Regions from separate parts of the Homo sapiens genome. Here region 2 is linked to region 1. Evidence: chromatin contacts called from ENCODE Hi-C or POLR2A ChIA-PET data. All regions are on one chromosome and are shown on one strand. Each heading gives the region's core, a stretch centred on a gene start or an enhancer-like site at or near the end of the contact. The rest is flanking DNA. Distances are from core to core; before and after follow the strand shown.

Region 1 (4,646 bases), core at 878-3,377:
ATTGTTTCATCACTTCATTTAACTCTAACAACAATCTTTTAAGGTATTATTACCCTCTTCATCTTACTCAGAAAAGTATGGCTTAGAGAGGTTGAGTGACTTATCCAAGATCACACAGCAGAGCTGGGACTTGACTCCAGTACCCAGGATCTCAATCTTGCCTTTTTGCTTGTCCCATACCCGCATGCTGCCTTGATAGTGGACATAGTCCCTGCCCTCATGGAGCTGAAGTTCACCAACAAGCTCAAAGTGGAAGGACATCCAGACTCCTCCGAGGGAACACATACCAGGAGACCATCTGCCTTCTGGGCTTACAGGCCATGGTTTTGTACCAAGAGGTATGAGAGGACAGCAAAAGGTGGGAGACAAAACCTGCCACTTCTGTTCGGCAGCTGCAATATGGCTCAGGTGGGTCTGGAGAGCCCAGCCTGGCTGGGGAAACAGCTTTACTTATTGTGTTAGTGAGAAGGCGCCACTGCTTATGTTTAGCTGTGGTTTGCTACAAGGGTAGGATGGGGCATTTCGCGCCCCCCCCTCCCAATCAAGGCTCCTTCCTCCTCTTCTCTTTCCTTTTGTTAGTTTCATTTCATGCTATGAATCACCAGGTGGCAGGAGGGGCGGCAAAAAGTGCCCTCTACCGGCTCTGACTGTCCCGCCGCTGCTCATAGCTGCCCCTAAGGAGCGGCGGTTCTCAACTTTGGCTGCCCATCGGAACTGCCTGTGCAGCCTGTTAAACAAGGACGTCTGCCCCACCCAGGGCTACTCACTCAGACTCTTCCAGAGAGGGACTCAGCCCTTTGTTTTGCAAAGCTCCTCAGGAATTTCGGATGCATAGCCAGCAGCTCAGGGAAAAGTCTAAGCAAAGCTTCAAAAGTGCAGCAGTGTACAAAGGACCCCTGACTTCCGTCCCAGGCTCAAGTGTGCCACGGACTAGAAGCTACTACCTTACGCCTGTTACTTAACCTGCCTGAGTTGCAGTCTCCTCAAACGTAAAAGGGAGTGAACCCAGGTGAAGAGTTGCTGTAAGGAGTTAAGATATTTCTGCAGCAAGCGCTTTGTAAACTAAACATCTATAGAAATGTTGCAGCACACACATTACCACTGACTATATATCGTAGCATAATTTAGCAGTTTATCAACCTGCCTTCCCCAGTAGACCGAGCGACTCCCGGTTAGACTTGACATGTTGGAATCCCCAGCGCCTAGTAGGAAAGATGACTAATAAATGTTTATTAAATGAATATTAGCAACCTGCCAAGAAACCGTGAGGGTCGAACGAGAAAGCCATGGAGAGGTGAGGAGGGAGGTTATTTTAATAGTAGATCCAAATATACAGCAGCCACACGAGAAGCACAGCTGAGTCTAAAGGAAGGTCCTAAACAAGGCGAAGCCGCCACTGCAGAGAATGAAGTCAGCGCCCTGGCAGGTTGGGGGCAGCTCCCACTAAACCCCTGACAGCTGCTGCCCAGCAACTGTTTGGGGGCAGGGCGACGGCAAAGGGGCAGCTTCCCTGCCGCTCCGCGCCCTAACCGGGGCGCAGCCTCCCGGAGACAGGGTGTCAGTGGCATGTGCTATTTCGAACGGCGCGTCCCCTGCCAAGCGCTGAGGGGTAGCGTCGCTGGCAAGGAACGTGGCGCGACCCATGAGTTTGGGGCCCCCCGAAGGGCTCGAGCCGAGGCTGCAGGAGGCTGGGCCGTGGGTCGGGGTTCGGGGGCTCGGGCTTGGCGCTGGCCTGGTCCCCACGCCCGGGAGCCGCTCCACCTCTGCCGGACCTCGGAACCTCGCCGCAACCCTCTTCTCCCCGGAAACGTGCGCCTCCCGGGTTGCCTGGAAACGACGCCCCCGGTTGCATAGCAACGGGGATCCGGGTCCCCGGTTTGTTTCGCACGCTGGGCGCGCGGACCCCTCCCCACTCGGACTCTCCAGGCCTCGCGGCTCCGCCTGGTGCCGCCTGCAGCGGCTGCTGTCTCCCCTTCCCGTGCGCTGCCCCACATTCCGACCTCGGCCCGCTCTCACCTTTCTCAGGCCACTGCTATCCTTCACGTGCGACTTCGCTGAAACGCGCCACCAAACCCGCGCCTCAACTCGGGGCGCTGGTTTACCTTCTCCGCATGCGCAAGGCGGGATGAGCTCGGAGACTAGCCGGCCTTCCTCACAATCGAAGCCTGTGCCGGGAGCGCATGCGCCCCGCTTTATCTATTGCGTTTCTTTTTCCCCCCACAAGCATTCCCACCGAGAGAAGAATGGGATCGGAAGTTCCAGCAGGGAACGGAAGTCTCTGGCTGGAAAGGGGAAATAAGTGACTATATCTGGGCTGTAGAGTGGGTAAACTGGATCTTTGAAATCGGAGTGGAAGCTAATCCTCCTCTTGCCACCACTCGGCATTTTGGGTCATGTAGTTCTAGAGCTACAAATGTTCCCTGGGGCATTGTGGGCAATGTAGTTCTAACCGAGCCGCTAACGAGCACCTAGTCTTCCCATACACTTTTCGCGCTAAAAAGGCACAAAAGAGAAAGATATTAAAGGAGCAATTAAAAGCACACTGCTCTAGGAAAACGAATGCGCTCCCCCAGAGAGAAAATTCATACCTGAATACTGTAGACGGCTCCCAAATGTTAGCTCAGAATTTCAGAGAAAGAGAGGAACCAACTCTCACTCTCCTTTTTCTGCCACAAAGGCAGTGCATAGGGACAGGAGGCAGATAAATGCTAGGTAGAAAAGAGCGGGTCCCTGGTGAAACCCCACCCTCAAGCCAAAAAGCCTGAAACCATGGCCCAAAGTGAGAACTTCTATCCATGTTTTTCCAGTTGAATGTTGCCTTTTCCTAAGCCACCCATGGCTCTGCCCTGCCTCATCCTGTGCCTAGAAAGACCCCAGACTCATCTGGCAGAGAGGAGAAGCAGCTGGATGAGGGGACGACCATGGCTGGATGTCAGAGAGAAGCAGCTTGTCTTCAGAGGGACAGCTTAAGGCGTAACTTCTGAGACGAATCTGGCTGGAGATAGCTGGACTTCAAGGGAAGACTACATACCGGCCTGTCCCACCCCCCTCTTTTCAGCTCACCTTCCCTCTGAAATCCACTTTGATCAGCAATAAAATCCCAGGCATTTGTCCTTTAATTTGTTCGTGCAGCTTTATTTTTCTTGGACGCTGGACAAGAGCTCGGGAGCCACGAGTGCGGATACAAAAGCTGTCACGCTGGCCCTCTGCCCTTGCTGGTGGAGGGCAACCGCGGGCCCACGGAGCTGTTAACACTTAAGCTGTCCACGGACGACAGAGCCAAAAGAACACTGTAACATGCCCTCTGGGGCTTCAGGAGCCTCAGGCACTCTGCCTGGACACTGCCCCGGGGCCTGCACGGAGTTCGCTCCTGCCGGTGTCCAAAAGCGCACGCTCTGGCTCCTGCACCCACTCACCTGCACGCTCCCTCCTATGAGGGGTGGAACGCGGTGAATCTTGAGTGAGTGGAGTGTGATCCCACTGGTGCTGAAAAACGGCTGGCTTGTTCCAGCGCTTGTGCACTCCAGTTCCCGCCTTGTTCACTTGCGTACTCCCTCCCATGAGGAGTTGAGAGCAGCGGGCTGAGTAAACGGGGCACCCCTGTTGTGAGTCCTGTGAAAGGTCAGGGCAATATCCTGCTTCAGCAGCACCGTGAAGGAGAATGAACAGGGCTTCAGAATGAGGTGATCTCTTGCCTGTCGTGTGATCCTGAGCACACAGCTTCATTTCTCTGAGCCTTCATTGCTTGACGTTCAAGAACTATAAAGGACCTAAAAATACCACTTCACAGTAGGTGTGAAGTTTCAAGGAAGCAACAAGCATGAACATTAAAAAAAAAAAAAAAAATCCAGGTTGCTGACTGAATGTTTTTATCACCATCAAGAGCTGTCATAGGAGAGCTTCCTTTTGATGTTAAAACTTGTTTCTCAAACTCAACCCTCTAAAACGTAACTCTTCCCTCCCACCCCCAACCATTCAGCCTTCCAGTTCTGCCTTCCTCCTAGAGTACACACTCTGTAGGCTCCCAATCTGTCACCTCACCCAGTTGTTTCTTTCCATCAGATGTTCCTCAGACACATCCATCTTCATCTGAGCTCTTGTCACTTCCTGCCCCTCAGCTAAGAGTCCTTCTTCCAGGACAGGCTCTGGTAGCATCCTAAACCTCACCTTCCAGCTTTTCTAACAGTTTCAATTTTACATTTGCTTGTGCGATCCTTTCTGATGTCTAAGATTAACAATCTCAGGTCACAGACTTTCCTGGGAAAGAAATTTAACCTTTTTTTTTTTCTATGACAAATTAATTTCTTTTCAACTCTCTTTTCCATGTGGGTAGTAGAAACAGTCTCAGACAGTTCAGGGTTCTTCCCATCCTTGATTTTCAGGTCGTAGACACCTTTTGGAAAATGAATATAGGGCCAAAGTTGGGGGAGAAAATGTATCTAATCCTGGCCGGGGGCAATGGCTCACACCTGTAATCCCAGCACTTTGGGAGACTGAGGCAGAGGGATCACTTGAGGTGAAAGAGTTCAAGTCCAGCCTAGCCAAAATGATGAAACCCTGTCTCTCTAAAAATACCAAACAAAACTAGCCAGGTGTGGTGGTGTGTGCTGTAATCCCTACTCAGGAGGCTGAGGCAGGAGAATCAC
Region 2 (4,646 bases), core at 1,028-3,527, 530 kb before region 1:
CGGGGGCTGCTGGCCCTTGCTATATGTTTATTAATTCCTAAAAAAATGCACTGTGGCCGGCCTAGTTTTACTTAATGCCTAATAAAGGGAAAAACTGTTTACATAGCATCCCTGGGCCTGACAACTGAGCAGGTGAACTTAGCAAGATCCTTCACTTTCAAAGATGACACAATCCAGCAGCCTGGGAGGAAAACAATTCCTCTAGAAGCATGCCATTCCCAGGTGAAAGCGGCAGCAATTGAACATTGTGTTAAATAAGACAAAATCAGGATAAGAAGGGATCAAACCCGAGGGGGAGAAAAGTTCCAACTACATCCTTGGCTACTGGGGTTTGTTGCATAACGTGCAAAGGATAAATGGGTAAGTCACCGCCCAATTCATGTGCACTTCGTACAGTCCAGATCTATGTCTATATATAAACTCCCGGCCTGCTTAACATTCTCCCCAGGGTACATAAATGCAGCCCGAGAGAATAGCCAGAGTCTTCAGCAAGCTCCCAGGGAGACGTCTCCTTCCTCGCCTGCCCTGCTTCTGCGAGTCTCACTTCCATTCCTTGCTTAGGGGAGAGTGCTAGATTTTTCCATCAAAGGTCTTGTCACCAGGGTCTGTTTTCTCTCTCGTCTTCACTGGGAGGTAAGACATTCTGTGGTTCTATTAATAGGCTCAGCTTTCTGACCTGCAGATGAGAAACCCTGGATGTAGCTATGGTGACCTCATTGATATGCCAGGCAATTTGTGTTAGGGACAGGTTTTAAGTCTCAGACTGAGGCTATGACTAAATGCTGACATTCATATCTAGAGTACATACTGTGCAAGTTACCATGTAAGAGCTTTGTGTGTTTCATCTCATCAACTAGCTGAGACAGGAAGCATTGTCATCCCCATTTTATAGATGAGGCAACTGAGGCTCAGGTCAATTCATGTATCCAGCAGGTAAGCAGCAGAGCCAGGATTTAAATGTGTAACCAGTGCACTGCGCTGCTTCCTCACAGAAGCTTCACTGGGTGATCAAGTTCAGATCTACTCACTTGGCGAAGCACCTGGCAGATTCCTACCCACCATGTAACACAGAGGTCATGTCTCAGAACTGTCACATCTATTTGCCACAGCTTTCCCAAACAGAGACTTCTATTAAATTTCCAGCAGTAAGGCAGTGTGTTCTAGTAGAAAGTTCAAGAGCTTTGGAGGCAGACTGAGCTATACTAAATTCTGCTTTTTCGACTCAATAGCTACCTGACCTTGGACAAATTACTTCCTCTCTCTGAGCCCACTTTCTTATGTATAAAATACAGGTAACACCACTAGTCTAGAGTGCTGTGAGGCTTAACTGTGATTACGTAAAGGCTAGATCTCTTCCCTTCCCTCCTGAGCCACCAGGGATACTGAAGAGCAGGCAGGAACCATGAGGTGGCTCTGTAGGAACCCTGGAGCTCAACAATGCTGGAAACATGTGCGTGTGTAGTCCCTGTGTGCGGCTCCTATAATCACCAACCACCTGCTCATCAAATCTGGCCGACCTTCTTCTAGTCAACACCTTTAGATGCACCTGGTCCAGTCTGGGTGACTGATTCTACTGCCTAGATTACAGCTCTGAGGGCAAAACCCCTCCAGGGAGGGCACCACTAGCAACACAGAAGTCACACAGCCCTAGAGCTTTTAAAAACACTTCTAACTAATTCATTCTAATATATTATTTCTTATGTATTATTATTTAGTCAACTAATTGTGAAGACTGTAGGAATGAGGGGGAAAGTTTTCTATAGTGCTACATGAAAATAAAACCTGTAATTGTGAACTTGTAAAACTCTATAAACATGACTATGGGTTATATGAAAATAGACAAAATTAAAATTAATTGTGAGGGCTGGGAAATTGTAAATTTCCTTTTTTCAGTATGCTTTAATAATTCTCTTTCAAATTACAAAGTGCACGTTTTAAAGAAAGCCCAATGATGAAGATGTTGACTCCTAAGCAGTGTGCCCACACCACTCCTGCCTGTGGCCCTCATTCTGCCTGCTGTGCCTTTGAAGGATTCAGCTCAGGAGGCTGGGATCAGCTTCCCTTCGCAGAAGGAGCCATACCAGGTTGGAAGTGGGGAGTTCCACTTCAACAAAGCCCTGGGCCACTGAGGGCGGGGAGCTGCAGGGAGGGCGGGAGGCTTTCCATACAGCACGCACAGCTGGCTGCCTCTTTTCTTTGAGTACACTTGGGCTGAGGCAATGAGCAAGCACAACTGCTTCGCCTGCAGTGCCCTCTCGTGGCAGACTTGCCTCTAGAGATAGCAGCCAGGCAAAGCCTGCATGCCAGCGCTGCTGACAAATCACTTTTGAGGCTCAGAGCTGAACAAAAAAGTATGAGAATGAGTCACATTGTGCATTTACATGTATGTCCTAGGAGAGGGTTATGTCCATCACTTGAGGCAGGACCAGTGGTCTGGGGTAGGGCAGCTGGGCATCTAAGAAGCCGGAAGCAAGGCTAACGTCCATCATAAGTAGTTACCATCCACAGACTGAACCCCCATGCCAGGCCGTGGAGCACAGCTCAACGTGGCTTTTCAAAGAGGTACTCAAGATCTGGGGCACGCAGTCTCTGCTCTTTGTTTTTGTTTTTAGCAAAGTCTCTCAGCAGGGCCATGACTTCATTTTCAAATATTTCTGGGGCTGGTTTAGCTTCTGCAAGAGAAGAGTGGGCAGAAAAAATTATGCCATAGTCAGTCAATGCTCAGGTATGAGAATCTTAAAACTCGAAACACTGGCCAAGAACCACAGATGGATATATAGACTGTCTCCATCCTTCTTCTAAATATACACGATGTTAGCCTATACCAGGGGGTGGCAAACTGTGTGAGCCTATATTTGCAAGTCGTTTTATTGGAACAGCTGCTCCCAATGGTTTACATATTACCCATGCTCCTTTTGTGTTATGACAGCAGAATTGGGTACTTGCAACAGAGACCATATGACTACAAGTAAAATACTTACTATCTGGTCCTTTATGAACAAGTTTGCTGACCCCTGGCCCGCACAATCTTGGCTGTACTATTTTGCTTTGCATTTGGCAATTCCATTGTTCCCCAGACATTGTGTTTTCCCTTGCAATGTATATATCTCTTGAAACAAAAGCTCTCTCCTTTGTCTATCAGTTAGAGGTCCTCAGTTTTAAGAGACAGAAACTAATAACTCTAGTAAACTTAAGCAAAAAGGAATTTATTGGAAGGATATTGGAGGCACACAGAACTGTCATGAGCCTAAAGAACCAGATTTCAGTGAACGGGCAACATAGGCACTGAGTCAGAAGAATGAGAAGGCCAGCCTCAGTCTACGGCAGTGGGTCTGGCAGTGTGCTGCTCCCCCTGACCTTTCTCTACACCCTTGGGACACTTATTTAAGATGCCAATTACAAGCAAAGCCTCCCACTGCCAAAGCCGAGGCAATGTGCTCCAGAATTACCCTTCCACCAACACTAGGTACGACGCCAGGAGAGAGAATTCCTCAAAACCAAGTCAGATTCTCCCTTACTCAGCACAGGGCCTGGCATCTAGTGAGGGCTCTGTTTTCATGTGACAATCAACATAAGATCAAAGAGGTTTTGGCTTCCCCCAAGAAAGTAGAAAGTTGGAAAGAATATTGCACTCACTGTAACAACAAGAAAAAGCCAGATAAATTACAAATATTATGACTTTTCTCAAAGATATCAGAGAACTGAGGTCACGAGGCAACCCAACAGACGAAACCTAAGGAAAAAGAGGCCCTTCAAAGGAGAAACGAGAGCCATGCACTTGCTCACCTGTGGCAGGCACAGGAAGAAGAGACACTGGACATCATACAAATGGGTAAAAGGAATTCAGCTAAAAAAATTTTTTTTTTTGTTTGAGACGAGTCTCACTCTGTCGCCCAGGCTGGAGTGCAGTGGTGCGATCTGGACTCACTGCAAGCTCCACCTCCTGGGCTCACGCCATTCTCCCGCCTCAGCCTCCCGAGTAGCTGGCACCACAGGCGCCCGCCACCACGCTCGGCTGATTTTTTGTAATTTTTTTTTTTTTAGTAGAGATGGGGTTTCACTGTGTTAGTCAGGCTGGTCTTGGTCTCCTGACCTTGTGATCCGCCCACCTCTGCCTCCCAAAGTGCTGGGATCACAGGCGTGAGCCACCACGCCCAGCCAAAAAAATTTGTTTTAAATTAATACAGACAGGGCCAGCCTTATGTTGCCCAGGGGAGACTGCAGTGGCTAGTCAGAGGTGCAATTCCACCACTGATCAGCACAGGAATTTCGACCTGTCCCATTTCCAGCGTGGGCTGGTTCACCCCTCCTTAGGGAATCGGGTGGTCCCCTGCTTCTGAGAGGTCAACATACTGTTGCCAACTTTACAGCAGACACCTGATTGGTATAGAGCACTGCAGCCAAGAATTCCTGGGCTCCAGCGATCCTGCTGCCTCAGCCTCCAGGGCAGCTGGGACTGCAGGCCTGTGCCACTAAAATTTGCAATGAATTGTTAAAAGCCAAGTGTGGGCTAGCATGAGTGTATAAAACCACAGACACAGGCTGGGCACAGTGGCTCACGCCTGTAATCCCAGCACTTTGGGAGGCCGAGGCGGGTGGATCACGAGGTCAGGAGATCAAGACCATCCTGGCTAAAACGGTGAAAC

The links. A loop is a pair of places that touch in the nucleus more often than their neighbours do. ChIA-PET counts read pairs that join two places held with the same protein, here RNA polymerase II (POLR2A). Pooled maps may share reads with other maps.
Region 2: POLR2A ChIA-PET joins it to region 1 with 10 read pairs in activated CD4-positive, alpha-beta T cell. The contact joins the enhancer-like site here to the promoter of TMEM109 in region 1. A Hi-C loop is called at or near these places in 3 of 168 maps with a recorded cell type or tissue (CD4-positive, alpha-beta T cell, CD8-positive, alpha-beta T cell and naive thymus-derived CD4-positive, alpha-beta T cell), 1 of 37 single-sample maps with no recorded cell type and 8 of 50 pooled maps. POLR2A ChIA-PET finds 5 or more read pairs at or near these places in 5 of 52 experiments (CD4-positive, alpha-beta T cell, activated CD4-positive, alpha-beta T cell, activated CD4-positive, alpha-beta memory T cell and 2 more).

What each region holds. Positions count from the first base shown.
Region 1 is chr11:60,911,639-60,916,284 of GRCh38, reverse strand. TMEM109 (transmembrane protein 109) reads right to left here and starts at 2,127. Exons shown (of 4, transcript NM_024092.3): 1 at 2,017-2,127. It overlaps TMEM109-DT (TMEM109 divergent transcript), which reads left to right and starts at 2,222. Exons shown (of 2, transcript NR_186356.1): 1 at 2,222-2,325; 2 at 2,808-3,119. RefSeq lists enhancers at 219-268, 1,329-1,498, 893-1,891, 2,890-3,888 and a silencer at 1,679-1,838.
Region 2 is chr11:61,443,967-61,448,612 of GRCh38, reverse strand. It overlaps SDHAF2 (succinate dehydrogenase complex assembly factor 2), which reads right to left. Exons shown (of 4, transcript NM_017841.4): 4 at 1,880-2,672. The coding sequence ends at 2,542. It also overlaps the pseudogene RN7SL23P. Among named protein-coding and RNA genes, the nearest start is that of SDHAF2, 16 kb to the right of the region's middle. RefSeq lists an enhancer at 1,524-2,271. Within about 2 kb of position 2,277, at least 16 of the 41 ENCODE cell types and tissues checked have a DNase peak (open chromatin) inside an H3K27ac peak, as active enhancers do.